Linked DNA regions of Homo sapiens: region 1 is linked to region 2. The links are chromatin contacts, found by Hi-C in ENCODE. All regions are on one chromosome and are shown on one strand. The core of a region is the stretch at or near the end of the contact, and the rest is flanking DNA. Distances in the headings are between cores, read along the strand shown.

What was found. A loop is a pair of places that touch in the nucleus more often than their neighbours do. Pooled maps may share reads with other maps.
Region 1: a map of GM12878 shows a loop between it and region 2 (3-fold over the local background). The contact joins two enhancer-like sites. A Hi-C loop is called at or near these places in 1 of 168 maps with a recorded cell type or tissue (GM12878), 15 of 37 single-sample maps with no recorded cell type and 6 of 50 pooled maps.

The regions. Positions count from the first base shown.
Region 1 is chr14:42,427,256-42,432,421 of GRCh38, reverse strand. No RefSeq gene overlaps it. Among named protein-coding and RNA genes, the nearest start is that of LRFN5, 820 kb to the right of the region's middle. Within about 2 kb of position 3,326, at least 2 of the 41 ENCODE cell types and tissues checked have a DNase peak (open chromatin) inside an H3K27ac peak, as active enhancers do.
Region 2 is chr14:42,220,854-42,226,767 of GRCh38, reverse strand. No RefSeq gene overlaps it. Among named protein-coding and RNA genes, the nearest start is that of LRFN5, 620 kb to the right of the region's middle. Within about 2 kb of position 3,712, at least 4 of the 41 ENCODE cell types and tissues checked have a DNase peak (open chromatin) inside an H3K27ac peak, as active enhancers do.

The DNA of each region.
Region 1 (5,166 bases), core at 2,077-4,576, 210 kb before region 2:
AAGCTAGCAGAAGACAAGAAATAACTAAAATCAGAGCACAATTGAAGGAAATAGAGACACAAAAACCCTTCCAAAAAATCAGTGAATCCAGGAGCTGTTTTTCTTAAAACATTAACAAATAGATAGACCACTAACCAGACTGATAAAGAAAAAACACAGAATGGCAATTATTAAAAAGTCAAGAAACAACAAATGCTGGTGAAACAGTGGTGTAATAGGAACACTTTTACACTGTTGGTGGGAATGTAAATTAGTTCAACCATTGTGGAAGACAGTGTGGCGATTCCTCAAGGATCTAGAACTAGAAATATCATTTGACCCAGCAATCTTATCACCAGGTATATACCCAGAAAAATATAAATTATTCTATTATAAAGATACCTGCACATGTATGTTTATTGCAGCAATATTCACAATAGCAAAGACATGGAATCAACCCAAATGCCCATCAATGGTAAACTGGATAAAGAAAATGTGGTACATATACACAATGGAATACTATGCAGCCATAAAACAAAATGAATTGATGTCCTTTGCAGAGACATGGATGAAGCTGGGAACCATCATTCTCAGCAAGCTAACACAGGGACAGAAAGCCAAACACCTCATGTTCTCACTAATAAGTGGGAGCTTAACAGTGAAAATACATGGTCACAGAGAGGAGAACAACACACACTGGGGCCTGTTGGAGGGGCAGCGGTAGGGAGAGCATCAGGATAAACAGCTTAATGTATGCTGGGCTTAATACCTAGGTGATGGGCTGATAGGTGCAGCAAACCACCATGGCACACGTTTACCTAGGTATCAAACTTGCATGTTCTGCACATGTATCCCAGAACTTAAAATAATTTTTTAAAAGCAAAGATACTTGAAAGTGTAATGACAGTTTTACCAAAATAGAATATAGGTAAGTCTGTATAGTAGGGATAAATTAAGAAAGGTTAGATTATTTATAATTTCAGTTTAAGAAGTTAGCTCTTAAATCTTTAAGCACTGTAGAACTGAGCATTCAAACCTGAGCACGTGGTGATATAACTTGAGTAATATATTAGAAACATAATTTGTCAAAAATATGCAGTCATATTACATGTCATATATTTAACTCCTGTGAATTATTTATAATAAATACATAAAGCAAAATAACCAAGTTGCAGTTCCATCATGTTATAATAAAAATGCCTGTGTGTGAAGAACATGAGACAAGATAGGAGTTCATAAAAATTATTTTTAAGACAGCTTGAGATTTTTTATCTCAATGGCAAAACAAAGCATAAAAGAATAGATAGAGAAATGAAGACGGACATTTGCTTTGAAGTATTTTAAAGTTTGAGACTATGTAAAACACTCAGATATTTGGAAACAGTACACTAGCTAAGAAGAGAATTCAATATTCGCCGTTAAAAAGAAAAATATGATAATCTTCCACAACCACATGTATTAGTTGAAGGTTTTAGATCAATAAAAGAGAATAGAGTTAGAGGAAGAAAGAAAACATGAAGGGGAAAAGCAAAACATTAAGAATGTTGAATGGTAACTAATAGAATAAGAAGTCAACACAGAAGCAAAAAAAAAAAAAAAGACTTTGACATAAGAAAATCAGTATGATAGTAGTATAATCATGCCAAAAACCAACAAAGTGTCTTAAAAATGAGAAGGTGGTTATTAATGTCCCAGACAGAAGATGTATTTGAGAACATTTTTTAGAATTATATCCACAACCATAAATATGGATACAAATAATAGCATTATGAAGAATAACAGCATAAATGTACTGAATGCTGACCATACAAAAGGCAGAGTACAATGAGACCTTTATATAAAATCATGAGTCTTTACTATAGTCCTTCATATTGACATATCATTCTTTTCTATGATACATATATTGGGAAATATCAAAGTAACAATCTAATCTCAGATCCTCTGACCACAGACAGGCAAAATACCCCAATGTATAAAACTACTTACCTTTTGAATGAAGAGTGAGGCATACATACATGTATAATTGTGCAAGTATTTAAATGGGATTTTCCACTATCTAGTATATGTGTGTGACTTGAGTTACTCATTTCCTCAAGTAATTAATCAAATATTTGAATATCAAGTTCATCCAATATTCTGCTAATTAGACCAGCAAATGCTTACAAACCAGCCTTAAAACCTGGTGAATTCTAGATTTTTTTTTTATGTAAGAGTATTATTCTTAGAATCAAGAGACCATTTTCTGATACTAATTTTCCATGTGAGTTACGATACACCACTATATCATTCATTGGTTTTGTTTCTTCTATTAGATAAATTTGCATTTATTTGTTAGAATCATATTTTTAAGACAAAGGATATATTCCATTAGCTATTTCTATGTCATAAATTTCAGAATCATCAATTTCTTAATTTACATAACAAAAATGTAATTGATAATAGCAGCAGGTTTGCATAATATATATTAAATATCTTTTATAAATTATCTTGATATATCTGAGTATTTTAAAAAATTAGATTTATAACTCATATCTTTGCTACTGAAACATCAGGGATTCATTCTCGGTCTTGCCTATTGCACAGAAAGCCAATCACTGAGACAAGGAGTATCGCCAGGGAAAAATGCTTTAATCTGGTGCTGCAGCCAAGGAGGTGGGAAATCATTCCCAAATTCTTCTCCCTGACACATTAAAATGATTGATTTTATATAGCAAGTAAGACACATTATCATGTGTGGGAAATCAGGAATCAGGGAGAGGTAAGGAAGAGGAGTTGGTCAACAGGGAGCAGGCAGTCAATTAGGCAATCATTATAGGTGAGTTGACTGGTGTCTCATTGTCCAGATGTGGTAATATCCCCGTGATATTATCCAGGAGGCCTGATGGTTCGTTTCCTGAGAAAGAAGCTCAGGTAATACAAATGTGGCTTTCTCAGGAATCAAGACTGGGAAGGTCAATCTCTATGTTTATTCAAAAGAAACCATAAACATAAGTTCTATGGAACAACTAGGCCAGTTTTATCTTCATAACTTCTCTAGAAAAAAAATAAAACCTACTGAGAGAGGAGGCAGGTAGGAACTGGTCAGGCAACTAGTGAGGGAGTGTCTTGGAAGAGGAACTATACCTGTGGGAACATACCTGCACCACCTCTGTTATGTAGCTAGCAGGAGGAAATGTAGTTAAGAACTTAATCTTATACCAAGATGCTTGCTCAGAAGGGACTTTCCAGCCACCCACACAGGCACAGACAAGAACTGAGGGCATCCTAAAATAACCCTGAACTCATTATAATGCCATTAGCATCGTGGTTTTAGCCCCCACCCCCCACCATGTATTTCACTTAAGCACTCATGGGTAACAACCAAGATAGAGTTACTATAGTCAACCCCAGGCATGCACAAATGTAACACCCCAGGGGGAATTTTAGCCCTCCCATTAAGGCAGAACCCATAGAAGACTTCCTTATTTCTGCCACATAAAAGACCCAAAACTCAGCCCCCTTTTTGGCAACCCCTCTTTGGGTCCCCTCTCACTGCTGAGAGCTTTTCTGTTGCTTAATAAGTCCTACTCTGCTTTACTCTCCAATGTCTGTGTGCCTTATTCTTCTTGGCTTTGGAACAAGAACTCAGACCTCACTAAACTAAGGAGTAAGGAGGCTGCAACACTACTCCACAGAGGCCATGTCCTATGTACCCAAATGTGCACTTGTAATTTCTCTTCTAACACTAAAACCTAGAAGATAACTACATTAATTTTATTTCATACATAATTCACAGATGCACATACACATACACAAATATAGAGTAAAACAATGTAAAATATATATTTTTCATTTAGTTAGCTTTTTAAAAACTCCAATGACTTATTTACAAATCTAGTAAATACTAAATCACTGAAAAATTATTTTAAAGTAAATAAACTTAAATAACTTGATGCACATTTTTATAGAGTCCATTTACTTTACATTATTATGCAAGTTTTGTGACACTGTAAATGATAACTTTAATTATGTTTAATTATAAAATCCATTTGAGACATTTTAAAGTTTTTGGATATTATATTAAATGGTTAAGCAAATCAAAGTTTGGTAGTTTAATTTGCCTATGAAAATAAGCTTGTTAAAGTAACCCATAGGTAACATAATTCGACTAAATAAGAAACAGGTTATAAGTTTTAATAAAATCAGTTTAATTAAAGTTCATGTAATAAAAAGCTCCATCAGCATAATATTGAATTTAGTACTAAAAATAGTCAAGTATCTCTGAATTTTTTATTTATCTTTCACATAGTTAAGCATTTTTACATGCAGCAGGACCCAGACCAAAGTCCTGGAACTTTGGAAACAAATAATTGAGTTTAAAATCTGCTATAAACATTTTAAACTCAGATATATTAAGATAATTTATTAAAATTATTTAATGCACATTATGTAAGCCTGCTGCTACATGTAAAGCATTTTTACATGTACAAGCATTTTACATGTCATTAAGCATTTTGAAATGTAAGCATATTTACATTATAGCTAAGAATTTTTAGATCCATTTAAATTAAAATCTTTAGTTTAATTAGATCCCATTTGTCAATTTTGTCTTTTGTTGCCATTGCTTTTGGTGTTTTAGACATGAAGTCCTTGCCCATGCCTATGTCCTGAATGGTAATGCCTAGGTTTTCTTCTAGGGTGTTTATGGTTTTAAGTCTAACGTTTAAGTCTTTAATCCATCTTGAATTGATTTTTCTATAAGGTGTAAGGAAGGAATCCAGTTTCGGCTTTCTACATATGGCTAGCCAGTTTTCCCAGCACCATTTATTAAATAGGGAATCCTTTCCCCATTGCTTGTTTTTGTCAGGTTTGTCAAAGATCAGATAGTTGTAGATATGCAGCATTATTTCTGAGGGCTCTGTTCTGTTCCATTGATCTACATCTCTGTTTTGGTACCAGTACCATGGTGTTTTGGTTACTGTAGCCTTGTAGTATAGTTTGAAGTCAGGTAGTGTGATGCCTCCAGCTTTGTTCTTTTGGCTTAGGATTGACTTGGCGATGTGGACTCTTTTTTGGTTCCATATGAACTTTAAAGTAGTTTTTTCCAATTCTGTGAAGAAAGGCATTGGTAGCTTGATGGGGATTGGCATTGAATCTGTAAATCACCTTGGGCAGTATGGCCATTTTCACGATATTGATTCTTCGTAC
Region 2 (5,914 bases), core at 2,463-4,962:
AAAAGGCACATGAACTCATATGCTTCTTACTGTGCTATTCACAATAGCAAAGACATGGAATCAACCTAGATGCCTAGTAATGGTCTGTTGGATAAAGAAAATGTGATATTTATACACAATGGAATACTATTCAGTCATAAAAAAGAATGAAATCGTATCCTTTGCAGCAACATGGATGGAGCTGAAGGCCATAATTTTAAGTGAACACAGGAACATAAAACTAAATATTGCATGTTCTCACTTATAAGTGGGAGCTAAAGATTGAGCACATATGAACATAAACCTGGAAACAACAGACACTATGGACCACCAGTGGCAGGAGGGATGATGTGGGGCATGGGCTGAAAAGCTACCTATTGAGTACTATTCTTACTACCTGGGTGCAGTATACCTATGTAACAAACCTACACCTGTGGCCCTTATATCTAAAATAAAAGTTGAAATTCAAAACTAATAGTACATAATAAGTTTAGGGCTCAATGAAGTGGATTAGTTAACTCTAAAATTTGGGGGGAAGTTTTAATGTGCTATAATTTATTCTCTTTTATCTTATCATGAGATTCCCATGAAGCTACCTGGAAACCTTGTAGGAATTTTGGGATTACTCTATTTTCTCCAAAAGGATTCTAGTCTTCTCAATTAACTTCAGCTCCATATTGACTCTCAGTGCCATAGTTTTAGCTGAGATCATGTGCCCAAAACCACACTGCCAGGTTAGTCTGCTTTATAGTAGTTTCCTGCCATAGCAATCTGCACCATGCTCATTTTTACTGTAGCAACCTACGGAATGCTAAACAAAGTTGCTACTAGAAAACAAAACAAAACCAAACAAAACAACAAGAAGAAAATTTATATGAAATGCATTTTGTTTTGCTCCTTCTGCCCATAATTTATCCTTTAAGAATTGAAACCTATGTGTGCTTGATTAAAAGAATGGATCTGAGATTAATGTCATACCTCGTGAACCCCCTTTCCATAATCATAGCTTATTGTCTCAAATGTGACCATCTGGCCCATGGAAAATTATTTAATTGCCAGTCAACAAACAATATAGTTACTTCATTTGGGATGTTGAACTGGATAGCACAAGCATACTGATTTAGTAAATTGTAAATAAGTTCTGATTAGTGACAAAATACCACAGTGAAGGTCTAAGAATTTCTTAGGCTGAACCCCTCACAGTTGCCCTGGATCATACATTTCCTGAGGCTTGCTGTGTGTGTTTCTTTACAATATATTTTTTTTCTTCTTTGAGCCATTTGTCACCAGTGTGCTAAAATCAAATGCATTATAATAAAAACAGTGAATTCTTGGCATAGCTTTACCTGTAAAATTAGACAGCTCTAGTTTATTATTTTTATAAGATACCCAGGTGATCCATATGCAGATTAAAGTTTGGGGACCACTGCTCTAAAGTCAGGTAAAATAAAAGAATTAACATGAAGTAGTTGCAATTAACCTAAAGTGGGGTAGTACAGTCTGACAAATTTTTATTTGTCAATTATCCCTTCATAAAGCTATGGAAAAAACGAACTTGTTATTTATGTCCTAATGTAGAAAGATGTTCATGATATATGAAGTGAATAAAAAGAAACTGTGCAAATTATACATACACGCATAGTATAAATCTATTGTTATAAAATATATATGCTACATATATTATATGACAGACATGTGACACACGTACACTTCCACAAATATACACAAAAAAGGATAAAAACAGAAACCATATTTAAAAAATCAGTGGTGCAATGAGATACATGAAATGAGAACTTTCACTTTATAAAATTTCTTAGCAATACTATTATAAGTAGTATCTACTTTGTGGAGTTCTAAGAAGTTTACATATTTTCTAAAAACGCTTTTTTTTCCCCCAAACACCACTACCTCTATTGTTATGTAGCCAATTTTACTATATGCCTCCCATCATTTTAGCAGACCTTTTCTGCTTTTCTGTTAGGAGCCATATTAAACGGCAAAAAAAAAGGCAGAAAGCGAAATGAATTACCTCTTGATAATAAGTCTGACAAATTTGGCAGGAAAAAATATTCTAACAGATAAACAAAGTTGTAGAACTATCTATATACATAAATAGCACATGAATATATAAAATAGATTTATTTTCCCTTAACTAAAATAAAAACCATGGACTTTTGTAAAGTATCAGTTTATCAGGAATTTGCCAATAGGAGACACTTTTCTTCATGGATCAGTCATATTTAGAAGAAAATCTATGTCCCCTTCCTTGGAATTGCACTGCTCTCCTTGTTGCTCTGGCACCCCCTGGTGGACTGAAATCACACAGATTAGGGAGAATGGAGGAGTAACCCACCAGGAATCTGTTGTCTGGAAGATAAATGTGTTGCATTTTTCAAGTAACTTCTCTGATTTGAGCACTTTGAGATGAAAGTACATTTTGGTTACATTGATTTAGTACTATGGCCTTCTGATAAAGGCACTGTTGGGCCCTCTGTGGTGCAAGCTTCTCTGTGCTTCCTCTGGGTTTTTAATATTTAGTAAAGCAGCTGTGCACAGTCAAGTTCAATATCCAGAGATGTAACAGATAAGGTCACAGAGAAAATATGAAATACCAGACTCTTAGGAGTAGACACATAGGTGTATGTGTTTGTGTGAATTTTTCCTTCCTATTTGAAATTTTGCCCTGTGTGTTTTTGGATAATCATACTGTCCCCAGAAAAGGCTCTTAAAGACAGAATTGTTGAATTGCTACTAGCAAAGGCTTTGGAGTTAGACAAATCTGGACTTGTGTTTATCCTCAAACAGTTTTTACATATATCTTGAAATTCCTATCTATGAGGTACACACCATTGAATCAACATATTTGAGCAAGTTACGATGATTAAAATGATGCATGTAGAACAGTGCTTAGTAAAAATTACATACTTAATAAATTAGTGATACACACAGGTTTTCTCTAAAATGCAAATAAAATACTTTTTGAGTTTTTTTCTTTAGTTTTAGTACTGGAAAACTGAAGATTTTTTTTTCTATTTTCTGGAAGTCAAACTGTACTTATAGTAAAACATATAGATAGATCTTTCTGAAAAATATATAATGATGATCTAGCAGGGTTTCAGTTTCCCTAAATTATTGATGTCCTGAAAAATACTATGTATTCTGAGAATAGAGATAATCTCCTTGATCATCTCTCCAAAGGGAACCCCCAAGAACTGCAGTTTTTCCTAATCTGTTTCTGGGCTGTGGGTGTTTGAAGTAATTTTTTCGTATCTCTTGAGGCATGTTTCATGTCTGTGTTTCTAGGTTGTCATTCAAGCAGGTCAGGGAAGAGAACAACAGCTCCTCTCCCAAGAGTCAGGCATGTGGTTTGGCATTGCACGGCTATAGTAATTGGAGTCACAAAAGTACTGAGTCAGCCCAACTGGCAGAGAGGGAGTTTCAGAGCACCGCTCTCTGAGAACTAAGAGGGATAGCCATCTGCTGTGATTATACTGACATCTGCAACCTATTCACTGAAGAAGAACACCTGAAAAGTCGATCCTAAGTGGGCCAGCTGCATCAGGTTTTCTCTGCAGACTTTTCTGAGAGGATTGGTGATTATTCAAGTGCAGTTTTTACTTCCTCTCAGAAGTCAAGGCTTTTTTTCTATTCAAGCACTTCTGTGTACACTGATACTTTGGGGATTTTCTCTAAAACTAAATTGGGGGTTTTTGAACTGAAACCAGCTCTCTGAACTGAAAGTACTGTTTTATAGAAAGATCTGAAAGCTTTCTTCTTTCTCAGTATTTAACCATTCAGAGGTGAGCATTATGTTCACAGAATTATATCTAAAAGTACTAGAAGAGCATCATTAAAGCAACTACAGATGGTACCTACTGCATGTGCCTGTCATTTTGTACACGGATGTGCCAAACCCCTCGGTACCTCAGGAGCTATTACACACACACACACACACACACACACACACACACACGCAATATGTGGAGGGCCAATTCTTTATACATATTTTCTGTCTACCTGTGGGTAAAGTGCTTGTAGAAGACACTCAATACTTCTCAATACTTATTTCTTTAGTTATATTACTTATGTATTTTACAAAAACGTATCTGTATAGCTTATTATAAGCAAGATATTCTTTGAATTGTTTTACTAATATTAACTCTCATATTTTCTAGAAGTCCTACTATAACAGTCATTTATTACTGCTATGACAAATTATTACACACTTGGTGGCTTAACACAGATTTACTGTCCTATACTTCCAGAGGCCAGGATTCCAAAATGGCTCTCACTGAGATAAAATCAAAGTGTCAGCATGGCTGTGTTTTTTCTGCAAGGAAGAAAGGAGCATCAATTTCCTTGCCTTTTCCAGCTTCCAGAAGCCACCCACATTTTTGGCTCAGGCTCAATTTCTCCATCTTCAAAGTCATCCATAGCCGGTCACGTATTTATCATGCTATATCACTCTGGTTATCTGCCTCCATTACATCTTCTGCTCTGACTCTCCTTCCTCTCTATTTCTCTTTTAAGGATTACCTCCCTTTCTAATGATGCTTAGTCACATCTGCAAAATCCCTTCTGCCATGTGAAGTAGCACACAGGTTCTGATGATTAGGACATGAGCATCTTTAGGGAGTCATTATTCTAGCTGCCACAACTGCTGTAATTATTCTTATTTTATACATGAGAAAATTGAGACTCAGAGAAATTAAGGAATTTATCCAAGATCACAGTTACTAGGAGCACAGTTTGGATTTAAACACTATCAGTTTAGCTTTGGCATCTGGTTTTTTTAACAACTGCACGGTTTAATGTTTGTGGATTGAAAGAGAAAGAAGGAAAAAGTGAAGGAAGAAAGGAGCCAGACACATGATATTTTCAATCTATTCATTCATATACAATAAAGCCAGCTAGCATTTAACAAATTAAACTCTTACTTTCAGTAGCATAGTGATTACATAAAGATACCATAATAACAACAAAACACAATAGAAATATCTTAAAGACAAAAGAAATGATGTCCCAAATTAATGAATATGGGCCACTGATATTCATGACGTTTGCTGCACCAACTGCCTGAGAAGGGCTGAAAGATACTAAGACACAAAGAAAGAATCACAGTAAAAGAGATGGTGGAGGATGTGCAAAAACAATGCAGAGAATTGTGATAACAAGAAGAATGTGAGGTGTCTCTGAAGGGGCGATACAGATGTGAAATTGAGAAGAAACCACAAAATTAGAAGAGTATTTTAATTAGCTATCCAAAAATGTATATAAAACAGGTATCTTTAACTTTATTGTAGGTTCAGAGGCACATGTGCAAATTAGTTATATAGGTAAATCGTGTGTCACAGGGGTTTGGTGTACAGGTCATACAGGTTTGTCATGCAGGTAATAAGCACGGAACCCAATAGGTAGTTTTATGATCTTCACCCTTTCCACCCAACTCCACCCTTGAGTTGACCACATGCTCTATCGTTCCTTTCTTTGTGTTCATGTGTACTCTATGTTTAGCTCCCAATTATAAGAACACTTGATATTTGGTTTTCTGATTTTGCATTCATTCACTCAGCATAATGGCCTCCAGCTCCATCCATGTTGCTGTAAAAGATATGATCTCATTCTTTTTTATGGCTGCATAGTATTTCATGGTGTATCTGTACTACATTTTCTTTATCCACTCTACCATTGATGGGGATTTAGGTTGATTCCATGTCTGCTATTGTGAATAGTGCTGCGATCAACATAAACATGCATGTGTCTTTATGGTAGAATAATGTATATTCCTTTTGGTATATACACAGTAATGGGATTACTGGATCAAATGGTGGCTCAGTTTTAAGTTCTTTGAGAAATCGCTGAACTGCTTTCCACAATGGCTGAGATCATTTATGTTCCCACCAGCAGTGTATAAGAAAGTGTTCCCTTTTCTTTG